2 separate regions of the Homo sapiens genome follow, and region 1 is linked to region 2. Evidence: chromatin loops called from intact Hi-C (ENCODE). Cell type or tissue: PC-3. All regions are shown on one strand. Links, peaks and the distances in the headings refer to the core of each region. The heading gives the core; the rest is flanking DNA. Region 1 overlaps TANC1 (tetratricopeptide repeat, ankyrin repeat and coiled-coil containing 1). Region 2 holds the start of TANC1 (tetratricopeptide repeat, ankyrin repeat and coiled-coil containing 1).

Region 1 (9,744 bases), core at 1,063-9,062, 150 kb before region 2:
GACCAGGTCAAGACTATCCCAGCCTTCTCCAACAAATCTAATACACGCACATACACACTCCACCCTTCGCCCTATACAGAAAAAAATCACCATCGGAAGGGAGCACCTGAAGGAAATTCTTCAGCCCCATCCTCACACCTACCTGCTCTGGCATGCATCTGCATACATCCACACACAGCGAATCCTCTACCTGCACTCATGGGCCAAGATCAGGGTGCAGAGATCAAGGGCAAGAACAGGGAACAGAGATGCAGAACGCAATTGTCTCTAGAGAAATACCTGTAAGCACTGTTGCTCTTAATAGGATTTATGAGTTTAATCAGATTAGGTCCAAAGATTAGCTATGGATCATAGTTTCAACCTGACTAGGTTGCACTGAGACCATTAAAAGGGCCAGCTTGGACAATGAGCTACCACTGCACACCTTTTAGGATGGCTAAAACTTAAAAAACAAAATATAAAAACTGCTGGTGAAGATGCAAAGTAACTGAAACCCTCATACTGTTGGTGAAAATGCAAAATGGTAGAACCACTTTGGAAAACAGTATTACTCTGCAAAAAAAAAAAAAGAAGAAAAAAGAAAAAGAATTGATACCCACTACAACATGAATGAATCAACTGCATTAGGCTAAGCGAAAGAAGCCAGACTCAAAAGGTTATACACAATTCTAAACACGACATCTGAAAAGGCAAAACTATAGGTTTGGAGGACAGTTCAGGGGTTGTCAGGAGTTGGGTGTTGACTACAAAGGAGCAGCATGAGGGAATATTTTGGGGTGAAAGAACTGGTATCTTTGTGGTAGTTACACAACTGTGCATTTGACAGTCACAGATCTGTACAATGAGAAAAAAAAGTTCATTTTTGCTCTATGTTAATTTTAAAAAAACACATTAAATTTTTTTTTTAGTTAGAAAAGAGGGTCTGGCCACTTCAATGATAATAGTGATACCCAGTTATAGGAAGTCCCCAAGTCTCAAATCCTGGGTAAACATCTCTGACCCATGTATAGAGAGCAACAGCTAAAGGCCAGCCCCAGCATCTATCATCTCCTTCCACCTCTGTAAGAAAGCCCTAATTTTTCACTATTTTAAAAAATAGGCCAGGAACAGTGGCTCACACCTGTAATTCCAGCATTTTGGAAGACCAAGGCGGGCAGATGGCTTGAGCCCAGGAGTTCCAGACCAGCCTGGGTAATATGGTGAAACCCTGTCTCTACAGAAAATACAAAAATTAGGTGGGTGTGGTGGCGTGTGCCTGTAGTCCCATGTACTTGGGAGGCTGAGGTGGGAGGATTACTTCAACCTGGGAGGTTAAGGCTGCAGTGAGCCGTGATCCTGCCACTGCACTCCAGCCTGGGCAACAGAACGAGAGCATCTCTCAAAAATAAATAAATAAAAAGTTTCAAACACTTGGAAAGGGACAAAAGAGATAACAGGGTGTACCTTCAGTGGGCCTGGATGTTGCTTATGTAAAGCAGACCCTCCGACAGTATCTTTCCATAGCTGTGTACACTCTTGACTTTCTATTGACTAGTTTACAGGTCTGTAAATTGCAGAAAACTTGGCAGTGCAAATGATTCCTGTCCCTAGCAATGTTTGTCCATACCAATTCTCTGGCAGACAATATAAATCTCTATAACCCAAATTCCTAAACCATTAACATCTTTTTGGATTCCCTAATTAATGAATTATGCTATTGCCTTTCTCGTAACTGCTGGGCGTAGTGGCTCACAATCCTAGCACTTTGGGAGGCCAAGGCAGGTGGATCACCAGAGGTCAGGAGTTTGAGACATGGCCAACATGGCGAAACCCCGTCTCCACTAAAAATACAAAAATTAGCCAGGCATCGTGGTGGGCACCTGTAACCCCAGCTACTCAGGAGGTTGAGGCAGAAGAATCACTTGAACCCAGGAGGCAGAGGTTGCAGTAAGCGAAGATTGCACCATTGCACTCCAGCCTGGGCGATAAGGGTGGGAGTCCGTCTCAAACAACAACAATAGCGGAGAAAATTATGCTTTAGCACCCTAGTGCAATTAAGTGCATAAATAATTGCATTTCCCAGCCTCCTTGGCAGCTAGGTCCACAGAGCCAATGAGAGGTGAGCCAGCATCAGGTAGGATTTCAAGGAAGACTGTTTACAAAGATGAGCCAGCTGGGAGAAACCCCATTTTGCTCTTCTCTTTCCTTCTTCTGGCAGGACATGTGGACATGCTAGCTAGTACTCCAGCAAACATGTTATTAGACCATCAGGTTACCTTGTGTTAGGAAGGTGTGGTAAACTGATAATGGTTCCCAAAGACATACTCCCTGGAACCTATGGTATTTGCTACTTGATTTGGAAAAATCATCTGTGTAGATGTGACTAAGTTAAGGATCCTGAGATGAGGGGCTTATCTAGGTGGGCCTCAACTGCCGTAAGTAAAAGAGAAAGGAGAGGCCAGACACGGTGGCTCATGCCTGTAATCTCAGCACTTTGGGAGGCAGAGGCAGGAGGATCGCTTAAGTTCAGGAGTTCAAGACCAGCTTAGGCAACACAGTGAAACCCCATCTCTACAAAAAAATACAAAAATTAGTTGTGGTGTGTGCCTGTAGTCCCAGCTACTTGGGAGGCTGAGGTGGGAGGATCACTTGAGCTTGGGAGGTTGAGGCTGCAGTGAGTGATGATCCATTGTGCCACCACACCCTATCCTGAAATACATAATTTTTAGCTTTAAGTGAAATTCATTCTAAAAATAATTAAAATTTTTTTAAACACAAGATTGACACATTGAATTTTAAGTCTTGTGAGAAGCCATATTTAAAATTTTTAACCATAATGCACTGAATAGCAATGCAAAATTCATATCATTTGTACATAAAATGCTTCTCTCAACATCAAAAGGCTCAAAATAGTCCCTCCACCATGTAAAGTCAATCTCTCCCTTTCAGAATACTCAATGGAAGTTCAAGATTCTAAAAAAAAATTAAAAAAAAATAAACAAACTACTCCCTCAAGTCCAAGTCCACCATTGTCTACTCCCTATCCCACAGTGCCCACCCTGCTGGTAAGGACTGCCATCTCATTTCTGTTACCCTCTGAATTCTAGAACCTTCCACATGCTATCACAGTCATCCTTTCCCCACAGCACATACACTATTGTCACCTACGTCCTTGTCCATGTCCCCCAGCAGACTCAACTCCTGGGTGTCTCTGGCATCTCTGGCATCTGTACAAAGATGCTATCTCTGAAGTCAGGAGTAGCCCACAGTCCTGTTGCACATGGTCAGAAGGCTGGCATGTCAGACCACATGCAAGGGGCCTCTAACAATCCCACAACAGGCTGCACCTGAGACTGAAAGAAAAGGCAGTATGAAGGCTGGGCTTGCGAGCAAGAGGCACTGTCCTCCTCTGACCTCATTGTTGATGAGCTCACACTGGCAAGCACATGCTTTCCATTATCTGAAACACCTCTTCCCTCTTGCAAACATCAAGCGCAGCAGCAAAGCCATATTTGGGGGCTCAGCCATTATCTGTTTAGAGTCTAAAAAGGACAAATTGCACTCACAGATTGCATAGGTAACCTGTGACATCAGTGAGAGGGGCCAGATAAGCCACGACCGCAGCTCACCTCCTAAGAGTGCCTGCTGCCGTCCCCTGCAGCAACCCAGGCCATCGTGACCTCTCAGCTACCGCATCTGACTTCCTATCAGTGTTCAGCATTCAGGACAAAACAGAGAACAGGGTTTCCACATTAAACATGCTACAGCTCAGGTTGATGTCGAATTTTTATTGGTTAAAGCAACTACAGTCATTGCTTACCTTACTCTAAAACAGGTGATCAAGATTTTACATTACAGTTAGAATTCCTGAATATACAATGATTTATTACAACAGAGTGGCTGCTTCTTGATTTTTTTTAAAACCAACTGAAACTGATCTCCATCTTAGCACCTGCTAACAGTCAATCAGGTCAACCACAGGTCATATGAAACCATCTTCCCAACTCCCCCACCTCCACTGGTTCTGAAGAGTGGGTGTAAACAATGGGTTAAACAATCCAGGATGCAGACAGCTGTTAATCATAACTGGCTCCACATTCCCACACATTACAGTGGACTTCAGTAGACTCCCTGGCTACTTCCTACATAGGCTCAAACCTCTTACGCATGTGTACAAAAACATCTGAAGACATTTGGGGGCAAAGAAGAATGAATATTAAAATAACTGCCCAATCTGCCTATACCAAAGAAAAATATGACAGAGGCTTGGGGTTATAACCTATTCTACTTTTACGCCTCAGCTATTGAACAATTTTGAACAATCAGAGACAAAAAGGCTTACCAGAAAATACATGATTAACAGTATGTCAAACAAAGTAACTACAGAGATTTTTTACTTTAAGATGTCTGCTGTTTGTGTACCCAGTCATGTACAAAGGCAAAGTTAGGAGGTAGCTTCTCTTTTTCTTTAAGAGTTTAAAGTGTTTCTTCTTTTCTAAAGTACTTTAGCTACTCGAACAGCATGCAGACAGGGTAAGAATCACAGAACCTGGCCGAATACACAGCTCATTCAGCATCAACCACAAGGTGGCGCTGCTTCAATGCTGATTCAGATGCACAGCCCTGCTAGAGACGTTTCTCCACCATCAAGGCTACATTTGCTTGTGTCCTTTCCAGGCCGGCCAAAAATGCTTTCTCCTTAAGGTTTCAGGTAACACACATATGGCTAACAGTCTATATTGAGAAAGTAAACCACTGAGGCACAGCAACTCCCTACCCCCATCTTAGGACAGACTCTGACTGCACCTGAGAGGACTTATCTCAGCCTCCCTTAGTTAACAAGGCAACAAAGTGGGGCAGAAAGGCTTGCATACTCCTGAATCACACCCAAGTACAACACTGGGAGTTCATCTTCCCGGGAATCCATACTGATGAAAATAAATGGGAAACAAGACAAATCTCCTATGCAGAAAAATTCCAAACAATTTACATAGATCCTCCACTCTCATGGTGGTGGTGTACACCACCATACCCCTAAGTGTGGGCTGCACACAGCGACTTCCTGCCTTCTGGAGAGTACAGCACACTCCACATACAGCATCTATGCATGCATACAAATGCGTTCATGTTAATATATGGAAGGGGGAGGGAAGGAAACGAATAACTTCACCTTGGAGCAACCTGGCACCCACTACGTTGGCCAGGTGATCGAAGTCAAGACAGTGATAAGCCAGGTAGCTACTGTGTACATCAAAAGATGGGAGCAGAAGGCACTTCACTTCTGTGGTTTCTGCCCCAAAACCTGTAACTCCAGTCTAATCATGAGAAAAACACCAGTAGAGAAAAACACCAGTAGAGAAAAACTCCAGTACAGAAAAATTCCAGTAGAGAAAAACTCCAGTAGAGAAAAACTCCAGTACAGAAAAACTCCAGTACAGAAAAACTCCAGTAGAGGGGCAACCTGCAAAACACCAGCCCAGCACTCCCCAAAACTGCCAAGGTCATCAAAACAAGGAAAGTCTGAGCAACCACCACAGCCAAGAAGAGTCTAAGACCTGACAACTAAATGCAATATGGTGTCCTCTCGGATACTGGAATAGAAAAAGGACATTGGGAATAAGCTTTAAAAAAAAAAAAAAAAAAAAAAAAAAAAAAGGAATAGGCCGGGCACGGTGGCTCACGCCTGTAATCCCAGCACTTTGGGAGGCCGAGGCAGGCGGGTCACGAGGTCAGGAGATTGAGACCATCCTGGCCAACACGGTGAAACCCCGTCTCTATTAAAAAATACAAAAAATTAGCCGGGCGTGGTGGCGGGCACCTGTAGTCACAGCTACTCGGGAGGCTGAGGCAGGAGAATGGCGTGAACCCAGGAGGCGGAGCTTGCAGTGAGCCGAGATTGCACCACTGCACTCCAGCCTGGGCAACAGAGCAAGACCCCATCTCAAAAAAAAAAGGAATAAAGTACAGACTTTAGTAGGTATCAATATCAGTTCATTAACTCTGACAAGTGTGTCATACTAATGTCCTATGTTAATAAGAGGAGACTTGGTATGGAGTGCACGGGAACTCTGCATTCTTTGCAACTTCTCTATAAATCTAACGCTATTCTGAATTTAAATTTTATTAAAAATAGAAGTTCACCCAAGCTTTAATGGTAACTAAGAGGTCTCGTCACATACAGGAGAGTCCTTTTACTTTCTATGTTGTATTTAGGTTGTGTTCCTGACAGTCCTTTCACCCTCAGCATAGAGGAGGGTAAAGCAGCAAACACTGCTTCACTGAAGGTCATGTGAAGGATATGGTGGAAAGGCAGAGTGTGAGGGCTCCTGTGCCATCTGCACCTTTCGAGAGTGATCGAAGGCCACTATTCCGGGTGGCAATGAAGTAAAGTGAAAATGACCCAGGCTTTGGAATTAGACTGAAGTTCAAATCCCAACTGGTTATCAACGAGCAGTCTAACCTTCAGCAAAGTTATAACTAAGCTCTTGGGGCGCTCCATCAACTCACTGTAAGTGGGGTTCATACCTAAGCTGCAGGCTTGAAAATGTTCATGCAGTGTCTAGCACATGGTTGAATAAATGCTAAGTTTCCATTTCTCCTTTCCTTTCCTGAGACAAAAGTTAACATTGGCCAACTACAGCCCAGGGGCCAAATTGGACCACTGAGTGTTTTTATACATAAAATATCACTGGAACACAGCCATGACCACTCATTTACGTATTGTCTAAGGCTGCTCTGTACTACGATGGCAGAGTTACATAGTCGCAACAGGGACTGTGTGGCCCTCAAAGCCTGAGATATTTACTATCTGGCCCTTGACAGAAAAAGTTTGCCTATTCTGCTCAAAGGTCATCAATTGCCATATTTCCAAAAGCTAACAGGTCCTTTGTTTTTTTTTTTTTGTTGTTGTTGTTGTTGTTGTTGTTTTTTGAGACTGAGTCTTGCTCTGTCACCCAGGCTGTAATACAGTGGTACAATCTCGGCTAACTGCAACATCTGCCTCCTGGGTTCAAGCGATTCTCCTGCTTCAGCCTCCTGAGTAGCTGGGATTACAGGCATCTGCCACCACACCCAGCTAATTTTTTTGTATTTTTAGTAGAGACGGGGTTTCACCATGTTGGTCAGGCTGTTCTCAAACTCCTGACCTGATGATCTGTCTGCCTCGGCCTCCCAAAGTGCTGGGATTACAAGTGTGAGCCACCGCGCCCAGCCACTAACAGGTACTTTTCATTCCTTATCATACTTGACCTTCACAGCCTCTGCGTCAGATGCCCTGTTTCAAAATCCTCTTTTCTCTCTTGAGGCCAGCAACCTTAGCTCAGACTCTGCACTCAACTCCTTGGTGCTCTTCACAAGCATGGCTTCGTGGAGCACTCAAAGTTCAAGATAGGCAAAGTCAAACCACTCCACACTGTAGTTAATTACACCAGCACCTACACCTGTGGTAGGGCAGAAACAGCATTACTTGGAATCCCAGGACCAACGAGGGCTGAAATTCTACCTTTCAGAACCTTAGAATTCCTACCCAAAACACAGGAATAATGCCCACCTTGGAAATACTATGAAAATTAAACTGGGGAGAAAAACAAAGTCATGAGGCACAACAGAATATTTTGAATCTTGACCTATCAAGAAAACCAAGCTAGAGCTCGGCAAGCTTCCCAATGGCATGCAAAAAATGAGTTAAGGGTATGCCAGGATATGGATTCTCTCAGCTCTCCGGACCGTTGGGCAGAGTCTGGGGCAGTGCCCGAGGGACAGTTCATTGATTCCATTTGCTGTACAAAAATCTCCTATATGTGCCATGAGATTAAAAGGACTAGGAAGCCCCTGCCTTGAGTACTTTCCTTCTGCACTTTCTTCCTTCCCTAATTCTCATGTACAAACAGGTCACCACAACCTAAAGATTCTTTTTCCTAAAACTTTTTCAAATCAACCTCCACCACACTGCACATTCCCCTGCAGAGTTAAGCCACTATACTGCATTTGACTCAAGGAGTCCCAGTCTCAACCCCAAGGAGGCCTGTGTGAAACAGTTACCGTCCTAGAAACCAAATCTATTTATTTCATCCCTCTTCTGCTTAACTCTGTCATAGGACATCACTGCCAAAATAAAACACCTGGCTCCTCCAATGACACACACACACACGGACACACATACACACACACACACACACACACACACCCTTACCAGCTTCCGAAAGGAGAGTCTCGCTCTTCTCCGTGAGGTCACAACACTTTGTAGACACCTCAATGTCTTCACTGTTGTCATCTCTTGCCAAACTGGGAGGTCCCCAGAGCTTAGAGCCAAGTATTTATTTACCTTTATATCCACCACATCTCTAGTCCAGAGCCCAACACATGGCTGGTGCTCAATAAACTGGTATAAAACAAATGTTTATGGAAGCTCATGAAATCACTGCGTGAAAGACTGAATAACTCAGAGTGCCTCTGAGGCCATTTGCAAAAATAAAGATCACCACCAAAAGTCATCATATCCACCCATACAATGTCCTCTTACAATGAAAGGGATCCTGGAACAGGCTCTCACCAAAACAAGTCCAGGAGAACTGGGGGAGTAAGAGCTCTTGAGATGACCACAGAATAAAATGAACTTTATTTTAAAGCCCAAAGGGCACACAAACTAATAATTTCCAGGTTGAAAGGAAGAAACAGGAAAAGTATACCATAAAAATAATAAAAGAGTGTCAAAATGCAAATAAAAATGGGATTCTCTTAAGCAGTCTGATATATGTTTCTTGCTCATTTCGGGGAAACATGTTGAACTCAACAGGTTTATTTTTTCCTTTCTGGGTATCACACACTACTCTACTAGCAACACTGTCAGTAAGTCAAGATTTCAGGCTACAGTTAAGATGTTTCCCCCCACCTTAAAAGCACCTGCTTGCCTGTTAAAATACCACAAACTATAAGAAAAAATTAACTGTACAGTAAAACCTAAAACCAAGTAAATATTAGTAAATATTACATCCTCAGAAACTAATGGATAGCTCCTTGACCTGGCCACTGATATCATTTCTTCCTGACAATCTTATGGGACTCAGGTGGCCCCTGCAAGGCATCTCTTTACAGCCAGGCCACATCTGTCCTCCCCTCAGGAGGACAGTTGGGTGCTTGGTTGGCTCCCTACCTTCAGTCCCCATAATCTTTGGTATCAGCTCGTTGTCTTGTGAACTGCTTTTCACACTCCTCTAAAACTTGGTTCCTTGTGCTCTCACTGATCTTTATCACTTTTAATAAAAGCTACAATAGGACTAAGAATAAATAAGCATAAAGCATTTGGCTGGAAGCAACACACACTTCAGGAAATGAAAACCAATTAAGTATCTGGCAAGACCCTTCCCACAGAAGCTGTAGATGGGTCAGCTCATCCACAGAGCCGTGCCCACAATTCAAAAACTCAGATCCCAATGATGAATAATTTGGTTTTCATGGTTTCAACAATATTTGCTAACCCAAGTCCAAATGTCAGCAATTAGATTTTTTTGTTCAAAAAATTTTTAAGAGACTGGAGTCTCACTATGCTGCCCAGGCTTATCACAAACTCCTTGGCTCAAGTTATACTCCAGCCTCTGCTTCCCCAGTAATCGGGATTACAAGTGCACTGCTGTGCCTGGCAAGCAATTAGATTTCAAGAGTCCTCCACTGAAGGAGTGGTGCCTTCTCTATTCTCCAGGTGAGAGAAACAGACTAAAGGCAAAAGAGGATGATACAGGAGAGAGGACAATAAAAGGCAGAAGGGGC
Region 2 (9,744 bases), core at 1,087-9,086:
ACTGTGGCTCTGGGCTATGTGAACTGAACATGATGGGTTCGCATCTGTCTACCTCTACAACTGGAAGGTTTCCCCTAATAAATTCCCTCATGTTAGCGAAAAAATCTGTGCTAAAATCCAGGAACTATGTCATCCCTCTGCAACACTTTTGTCCTTGACATTCTGTCTATGGAACTCTTCTTTCTAGAACATTCTCCTTGATCACACCCACCTGCAGGGGAACCTAAAGACAACACCGACCCTAGAAGGGCAAGTTCCATCAGCAACACAGCTAAACCAAACCAGGAGAACTCCTTTCACTCTCCACAAGATAATGTCCTCTGAAAGCCTTCTTCAAAGTCCTCTATCATTCCAAATCCATGCTCCTGATAATATTATTAAAAACCAAGAATCATTCTTCTCCTTTGCTGCTCTTGTGCCCTCCTGGTACAAAGTGTCCCAACTTCTCTAGCTAATAGCACTTCATAATGTTCTCTTCTCTCACTCATGGAAATGGCGGCAATTTCAGATATACTACACCTCCTTCCCAGCCAATGAGCACTGATACATCTTCTTATTGAGGTTTAAACCCCATTGCTTAATATTTTGAAAAGACATTCCTCTGAGAATAAGTTTAAAAAGCTGAAGATGGACAAGCTGCTCAGACATAAAAGAGCCTACAGCTTAACACATAATTGCATTTTAGAACCTGTTAAAGAAAATCAATACCAGCCTCCAGATGAGTGTCAAGCTGCAGTGAGTGCTGCTAACTAGGCAAGCAGGACAAAGCACAAACATTTAGAGACACAGCAAAAATGGGTCACCTGCAACCTACTACCTCTTTACCATCAACCCAACAGCATAAGGGAAGGATGTATTTAGCATGGAAAGTGCTGCAAAATCAGACTTATCCAGCCATCAGTAGGAACAGTCCAAGAATGATGACACCAAAAAAAGGAATACTCACCCAGGCTTTGCAATTAGGCTGAGAGATACCAAGATCAAAGGCAAATGATATGTTCATTTTTTATTTTTAAAAAGAGGTACAGATTTGAGAAGTGATTTCCTTAAGAATGCTGTCTGGGTTACTAGTCCGGATTATAAATCACATTACACCCTGAAGCCTACTTAATAAAAAAGAAGTTGAAAATAAACAAATGATTAGTTTGAAGCATGTGACTTTCTGAAACTCTCTTGAGGAGAAAGTTTTATTACCATTATTGGTGAACTGTTTTTAATCCCTGACATCAAAGCATAGATGTTAACCCTGGGGTTCTGAAATCAAAATAACTCATATATAACCCTAAAAATGTATTGTGAGAAATTGCCACATATTAACTTTAGTCTGTTTGGCAGGTTTGAATAAACAGAGGAGAAGAGACTAGGGAGAATCAGAAGACTCTGGTTCAAGTTCAACTCAACTATTTATAGATGATACAGGTCTAATTTAACTTTCTAGGCCTTGGTTTATTCAAATAAAGGGTTAGGGATAAAATGTGTAAATCAAGCCCTTATAAACCCCATAGCAGTGTTCTAACATTACAGCACTGGCTTCAGAATTCCTACATTTCTCAAACTTTTGGAGAGTCACAGAACTTTAGGGATGCAAGGTAATCCCATTTTAGGGATGAAAAAAATGAGAAAACCAAGACCCAGAAAGGCTTAAGAGTTCTTTGTACAGTGAACACTTTCATAACGTGGGGAGAAAGGGGGCAGGGAGAGGTTCTGGTTTTTCCACCACTGAAATATGCATTTAAGAGACAGTTGAAAACCAAACTATTTTAAACACTAAAACAAATCCTCCCCACAAATATATAAACACTCTTCTTTATTTTGCTTCTGTAAATGTATTCCTGTAACACAAACTTTATTTTATCATAAAGATAAAAATAAAGCCATTTCTTTTTCTATGAGACTCTCAACCCTACTCTCAACCCAACTGAGACAAAATCTTTACAATTAGGTTAGAAATGTCTAATGGAAACAACGACATAAAGTTAACCTCCAGCTATGCTGGCAGGAGTCATTATAATATGGATTATAGTTCCACTGGCTCAGGGATGCTGGTTTTAATGTTCCCAGAGAAATAAAGAATTAATCAGCAACTCAGAAGAGAACGTTGCCTAAAAATGGACGATTTAATCCAGACAACTCCATTGTCTCTAAAATTATGCCCTCAATCACCCAGTGTCAAAACCTACTATGGCACCAAATAAATCGTGTGTGGTTAAAGAGACAAAATGTTCTTTTTTCTACAGGCTGTTATGGGAAGCAGAAAAAGGCTGACTATGAATCAGTTATATCTTAGATCAAGGATGGATATAAATTATAATAATTTGGGCATTCTGGTGGTTAAACCAAGAAAGCAGGAAAACCATTGCTTCCAAGTTCCAGCAACACTTCAAACCAAAAGGCTTGGTGCCAAAAAGTTAAGTTTGGGGCACCACATGTGCAAGACAGGGTCATAAAAACTCACCTTAAATTTATTTGTGGACTTTTCCTGCTTCCACTAAAATCGATGACACTATTTCCCATCTCTTATTGTCAAATCACAACAGTCCGGAAGCCTGAACCAAGTTCACTTGGCAGGTAACAGGAACAACCCTAGGAGGAAGTCCTGAAGGATATCAGATACCATACTTCCTTTACTGCCACATACTTTTCATTTCAGAACCACCAGGATATATTTATGATGCTTTTTGACTAACACTCACCAAGCATTCTGGCTGACACAAACTGCAGAAACTGGCATACTCTAGGGAAGGTCCCTTGTGAGGTCTTTAAGTAGCTTAGATGAGTAAAACACTCAGACTACTTCTATAATGAAGTAGTCTCAGCCGCTCATAAACTCCTTCATTCCCAGCAATCAAGAAGCAGCTGTTAAAATCCTGGAATCTTCCTAGTAGCAGATCTGAAATACCTCCAGGCTGACCCAGGAAGCTTCACAACTGCTTTCCTCTCCTTCCCCTCCCCTGCCTCAGGAGTGCCAGCCTGGCAGGAATAAAGATGACCAAGGAAGGAAAAAAGAGGGTAGCGGATCTGGTGAAAGCAGAGACGCAGACTCCCTTCATTTCCACTACAGAGAAATACCAGCCCTCTGTGCCAACTAACCAGGTTTCTCCTTTCCTCTCCCACCCCCACCCCTCCAAACACGCATTAACTTCTGCAGTCTGGTGTGTCTGGCATTTCCAGAGCGAGCGATCTCAGCAATCTTGAGCCCTTTCCTCAAAGATTCTGAACCAGGAACTTCCTTTCCGCGCCAGCCAGAGTTTGCGGTCCAACCCACGTTAAGACTCAGCTTCCATTTACCTTGTAACCTGTACGGACGACGCTGCTTCTGGGGTCAAGTTCAAGATGAAAGTTCCCTCCTCACCTCCCAAGTTAACTCCAGCAGGGAACAACGCCACTGAGAACGGTCCCAACACTGGAGGCACGCGGATCTGGAGCTGGCAGGAGGGGGCTGGGAGAAGGCCGTTGCCGAGCCTGGCGTCCTCCGCCCCTTGGCCGCAGCGCCGCGTTTCTACCTGGCCAACGCCACATTTCCTCCCGGAGCTTTACACAATAAGTCCAGTAAGTTTTGAGAACACCGGTCCAGGGACCTTTCTGTCTGCAAACACACCACACAATGCCTAGAGCTTCCTTCCCAGCCAGGCGTTCCGGAAAGCCGCCGCGCCAAAGCCGGGAGCCCCGCACACCCACAGCGCTGCGCGCCCGCACCCCAAAGTCCTCCAGGAAGCCAGTGCCCTGATATCGTCCCCCGAAAATGACCACTCTGCATCCAAGAACAAGGGGGCTCACAATCTTGACAATTACCGCTCTTCTCAGCGCCCCACCCCTAAAGAAAAACCCCCAACGTCTAATCCTAACTCACCCCCACCCCCAATAAAGGAGTGTGGATATGCTAATCGCAGTGTTCTTGGAAGCAAAGCAATAGACTTTCAGCCCAGACTGGGGCAATACCATGCCTCCGGCTTAAGTTCTCTCGGCAACTTCGCGACCCGCGCACCCCAACACTCCGGGGGGCGCCCAGGACCCCGCGGTGCCAGGCGCGCCTCCCCCCGCCTCCCCCGCGCCAGGTACCAGGCGTAGCCCAGGCCCTTGCCAAGCCCGAGGGCTACAGAGAAGGCGGGAAAGGGGGCGAGCGGGCGCGCCGGGCGGGGGTGGTCCCAGAACTCGAGCGTGCCCCAAGCGTTCCCGGTTCCCACCACACCGGTTCCAGGGGAGGCCGGCTCGGTCCGGCGCGGGGGAACCGCGCAAGGAAGGTGCGGACTCCCCAAAGCCGCCGAGAGACCAAGGCCCGGGGCGCCCAACATGTCTGTGCCTATTCCCGGAAAGCTCCCGGGTGTGCCCGGCGGAGGAGGGGGCGCTCCAGAAACTTTCCCACACGCCTTTCCCTTCTCCCATCACCCTCTCCACCCCGGGTCCCTCTCGACCTCTCCGCACACTGGCAGCTGGCCATGCCCGGGGCGCTCGCAGGCCCGCGGCGGAGTCCGGGCTGCGGGAGTTACCTGCCGGGAAAGTTTCCAGCTCCTCAGCGCGGTTCCCCACACCCAGGGCCGGGCCTCGGGGCGAGGCCAGCTCGGCGCTCCGCGGCTGCCTCTCCTCCGGCTCCCGAGGCGGCCGCCGCTCCAGCAGCTGCCACAGCAAAGCCTCCGCTCCGGCCCGTCCCCCCGCCTTGCTCGGCCCACACCGGGGCCTCATTGGCAGCGCGAATCCCCGCCCTTGCGCGTGTTCCCGAAGGCACCTTCCTCTCGCGCGCCCGCCCCGGCCGCGCCTCCCGCGCCCCTCCCCGCCCCGGGCTGCGGCGGATCCAGGGACCGGCTGGAGCGCGGAGCGCGAACTTTCCGCGGGGCTTGGGCGCGAGGTCCCCTTGTCCCGCCTCTCGGCGCCAGGTCCGGGCCTGAAGCACCCTACCATCCCTCTGGGCACCGGGTCCCCCGGGGCTGCGCCTAGGCCCCTCTGGGACCAAAATGAGATGGGCCATAGTCTTTTTTACAGCCTCTTCAAAATCAATAAAGCGACCCGGCCTTCCCTCCTCGCTGCTTTTTTACCACAGCCGAGGAGGACATATGGGAGCAATTAACCGAGCTGGAGTTTCCGTGGACGCTTTGGGGTGGCTTGTGCGGCTTTCTTGGATTTTCTCTGCCTCACTTAACTACACACAAACACAAACACACTTTCTGGGGCCAGAATCAGCTAAATGAGCTGGAAGGTCTAAGAAGGCATCTCACCGGCTGCGTCTTTTTATTTCCCAAAAGGAATGGGGGACGTTCTGGGGCCGGTGATTTCCCGGGCGTCCCTGGGGCCGCGGGTCTGGAGCCTCCTGCGACCGCTCCGGGCTGGCCCGTGCTGTCTGCGCTACATTCACAGAGGGCCAGCGTCGTGCTTCTGTCGGAAGGAGGTGGGAGGGACGGAGGGGAGAGAACACACAAAGATGCTATTATTTTGTCGGTTGGTGGCAGTAAATTAAACTCCTGAGTTCCCAAAATGTTTTGTTATTCTCCAGCAGAGCAAAAACCAGGATAGGGACTAGGGATTCGGGTGTCCTGGGTTCTCCAAGATCCTCCCAGGAATCCCAGGCAGCCAAATTGGCCTAAGGGACTCTGCTCACTTAATACCCGAAGCTCTCTAAGACAGCCTTCGTTGATCTAGTTGACGAAGGAAGGATCAACTAGAACTGCCGCTGCCTTGTGTGGCCAGCGGGAATTGTGCACGGGTCACCCCATTGGTGTGTCTGGAGCAGAGAATAGAGAAGTTGCTGTAAACCGATTTATTGGTAACCCCTAACCTTGCTGTGGCAAACCCGCCTTAAAATACGATTGTGTTTTAAACAAGTTTCCTCATAAAAACTTCAACCTCACGCAGAGCTTCCCTATATAAAGACACCAGCAGGAGGGGTGTCCATATTTAAAGTTCTTATGAAAAGGGACAGGAAGCAAAATGCCACACAATCTCTTTTCATAAATTAAAAAGACTGAAATGGACTGGATTTTTCACCCATAGTTTCAAAGGCCTGATTACTGCTGTGTTGATATTTGAGCAGTAAACACATCAGCGGCCTTGAAGTATTCCCGAAACAAGGCAGGATAGAATATTGAAAATAAAAATACAAACTTAAACCAGAAAACTATTGACTTCTTTCTCCATCTGAAATGTTTCATTGCTGAAAAATATGGTAATGTTTTATTTAATTTATCTTGAAACGAAATCTTTCAACAGACAAAAAAGCCAGACAGCAACCTTAATGATAAAAGAATGATGCAAACAAAAGACAAAAACTCCAAGCAGTCTAACTAATCTGAAATATTAAAATATAAGAGAAACAATCCTAAGAAAATAGACTGGTAAGATTTCCTGCTCCAGACTTCTTTATAATGGGAGAAAGGTATAATGGATGAAATTTATCATTTGTACCACATTTTTCTGGTTTTGGCTCTTCTCAGCTGTATTTCCAAATTTTTGATGAAATTGCTTAGTTAAATAGGGCTTTGAAGGCAGTGCAATTTTTTTCCCTCTACTCTCAAAGCTCCTTAAGTAGCAAGTAGAAAATCACATAAATATGTTCATTACTGACATCATCTTTAAATTATTTTTAGTTGAAAAAGTTTTGTCTTTATAGTTTCAGAAGTCACAGTCACTAAAGAAGTAACTTCATCACTGCCTAGTTAGGAGTATTTAACATTCTAAACAGGCATACAGCTAGCAATCTGAAATGTGCACACAGAAAGGCCCTGTCTCCCCTTCTTCCTGTAGTGTTTATATAATCCAAACTACATATGTTATTATGCACAATCTGATCTCCAGCTTTAAACAGCTGACATTACATACACTATGTTGTACTAAGAACATCAAAGAAGCTCTCTTAAGCTGTGGGTGAAAATAGTACATTTATAAAAGACAAGGCCAAAAAGAGTAAAAAAAAAAAAATGAAAATTCATGGGTGAGGCAAACAGGGGGCTTCCATTAAGATCCGTTTTGTAAGAAAAAAATGTGAACATTTTCTAAATATCTTAATAAGTGAAGTATTAGCTGAGCACATATTAAAAAATGAATTTTAATTTTTTTAAAATCTGCTTTTCCCTTAAAAAATAAAAGCGTTTTTAGTTAGTTGTTAGTTAATGGTTTGTTTGAATTTTTAGGAAAAGGAAAGCAAGAATCATCTCTTGCTTTTCTGAGGATATCTCTGCTTATCCCATCTACTTTAAGAAGCTCATTCATTACATTTCTGTTGATACCAGTTAGGACAAAAAAAGAGAAATATAGATCACGTGAATAGTCTATGCTGCACACATTCCCTAAACAGACATACAAAATACTGGATTCCATTTTTAAATTTTCTGTCAGTTTGCCAGCAATGTAGCTTTTCTCAGCAGAGTGAAAGAAAACAGCAAATAATAAACTGGTCATTTTACTATACAATTTACTGCCCAGGGGAATAGGCTGAGGAAAGCGTGAGAAAAGAATGTGCCTTGTGAGTGTTAGAATGCTTTTTTTTCCTGCTTGGATTCGTAAGTACTTCTATTTTAAATCAAGTCTAAGTTGGGATCATGGCCAGTGTTTATTATGGTATGTGTAGTATAGAATACATAGTGAGAAGTAAAATGTTTAAAACACTGTAGTTAATTACATCCAAAAACTGTAACAGGGCTAAAAAAAATTTTAAGTCAATTTTTAAGGCAAAATTTAAGGAAATCTAGACTCAAAATAATTCAGCACACAAACACTTCTTCTTTGGGGCATCTTTTAATGTTTACAAAATCCATTCTCCTTTGGTCCACTCATTCTTCCTCTCCCTTTTAACATTTTGGGGAAGAAAATAATTTTTATTAAAGACATTGAAAATAATAAAATAAATTGGGTGTAGTTAGAAATCAGGTGGGAAAAGCAATGAAATTACATACCCCTACACCACAGTCCCAGCGTGTGTAACGATCCATGGCCATACACGGATGCCAACACCATGGTCAGCTGCAAGCTAATGGCAGACATTCATCCAGGAATATAGAAAGCCGTAGCTGTGCACAGTTAGCCAGACAGTTAAAGTTAAGGAGTCATGGGACATATAAACCCCTCCACAGGTCTAACACATGGCCTGCCAACATTATAGAAACTCATCCAATATGGGTGAGGCAGTGAATTGTTTAAACCGATATGTAATCCACTGAGAGAAGAAACAGAGAGATAGAGTCAGAGGTTCATATTTCCTTATAAGAATATGAGAATAAATAAAGTCCTGGGAGAACCTGCTTTAAGACGGCATGCCATCTGAGTAGTATTTTAAATATAAATTTAGATTTAGAAATCTACATTTATAAATTTAGATTCAGATTTTAAATATAGACTTTCATTAATCTTCTGATAGTGAAATACCCTATAGGGGGAAACAGGAAATTCCCTTGTTCAGGAAAGGTAGGTAAGGCAATCAGATAGTAACCCCTCTGAGAAATGTCATTGAGTCTGGCTAAGACAGTTTAAAAAGAAATGTGTTCTTAACTTTGAGTATAACAGATGCATTTTAATGTTCTCCACCTTCCCTCTTTTCAGCAAGTTGTGCTAGAAAAGGCACTGGAAATGGAGTCATAATATCTAAATGCCAATTCTGACTGGTACTTACTGTTTGTGGTGACTGGCAATTCGTTTAGCCTTTTTGAGCCCCAGGTTCCTAATCTATGAAAAAAGGAGAATGGTATAGGATCCCAGCCTCACAGATGTGTTGGGAAGATTAAATTTTAAAAAGGTTGAAAACAATTAATTAGAAAATGCTCTACCAAAGTTAGTTTTTATTTAGTAGACAGTTAGATGTTTTCCTCTCCCTGTTACCTGGGGCCACTTTGGCTTGAATAACAACCTAAAGGTTTGATCAGAGCAGTCCAGAATGCCTATATTTGTGCTCTTAAGGAAGAGTGACTTAAAGATGATTTAGTAGTAGGTAATAACTCCAATTAAGCTCTCAGAGACTTATCCGAGGGTAAATTGGCAGGTCTTGTCGCAGTCAGGAGTCATTTACAGAGATATATTTTCTCCTGTGTTACTGTAGAGGAAAAAGTGTAGTGTATGTCTAACACAGGCACAACTCTATGCAAATCAACATGTGAAAATTCTTACATAATATATTAATGTAAAGGAAATATTTTCTTTAAAAAAATTCTCGCTGAGATTCTTTGCAACTGCCAGTACAATCTTATTTATATTATTAATTAGTGACAATCTTTTCAATTCTGTGAAATAACACTGATAAATACCAATGGGATTACGAACTTGAACCCCTGAAATACTTTCGTAAGACCAAGCACTAATCAAAACTACTTTGTAGTTGCATATTTATTTGAAGAAATGCAAATCAGAAAATAGCACCTACTAAAAGATTTGGTTTAAAGGGGATGAGATGTGGGAGATGGGGGGACAAAAATATGGAAAACCTAGCCAAAATAGCAATTTTGGTTTTGTTTAAAAATCAGTTTGCTGTTTGTCTCTGGATGATCAGACAACTTAATCCAGAAAGAGATGAGGAATGTTGATATTGTGGATGATGAAGAAAATCAACTTGATAAAATTGAAGAGGTTTGTCCACTAAAGGGCCACATATAAGAGACAGCAGTAACTTCCAAGCCTAAGGGTGCATAAAACAAGATTCGTGCATTTAGAAGTTTTTAATACAACAATTAGAAGTCCTATCTGTCTAACTATTAAAGATCTGAACATTTTTGATTTGGAGCAGAAACTGATTAAATATAAACTTTTGCTCCTCTATCTTTCTTGTGTGTG

The links. A loop is a pair of places that touch in the nucleus more often than their neighbours do. Peaks named below come from ENCODE experiments on the same cell type or tissue, not always from the same donor. Only the 100,000 strongest peaks of a DNase experiment are listed, where the experiment ranks them.
Region 1: a loop joins it to region 2, with 7 times the contacts of the local background. A loop is called at or near these places in 54 of 110 quality-filtered maps.

What each region holds. Positions count from the first base shown.
Region 1 is chr2:159,113,592-159,123,335 of GRCh38, reverse strand. The region is part of intron 4 of TANC1 (tetratricopeptide repeat, ankyrin repeat and coiled-coil containing 1); the gene reads right to left. Among named protein-coding and RNA genes, the nearest start is that of MIR6888, 68 kb to the left of the region's middle. RefSeq lists an enhancer at 4,425-4,719. In PC-3, for the core only: CTCF peaks have their summits at 4,364 and 4,564 (motif pointing right); a DNase peak (open chromatin) is centred at 4,585; H3K27ac peaks cover 774 bases.
Region 2 is chr2:158,963,526-158,973,269 of GRCh38, reverse strand. TANC1 (tetratricopeptide repeat, ankyrin repeat and coiled-coil containing 1) reads right to left here and starts at 4,630. Exons shown (of 27, transcript NM_033394.3): 1 at 4,488-4,630. RefSeq lists silencers at 4,595-4,674, 4,735-4,844 and an enhancer at 9,698-9,744. In PC-3, for the core only: no CTCF peak of the experiment used is centred there; DNase peaks (open chromatin) are centred at 4,689 and 5,449; H3K4me3 peaks cover 4,901 bases; H3K27ac peaks cover 3,656 bases.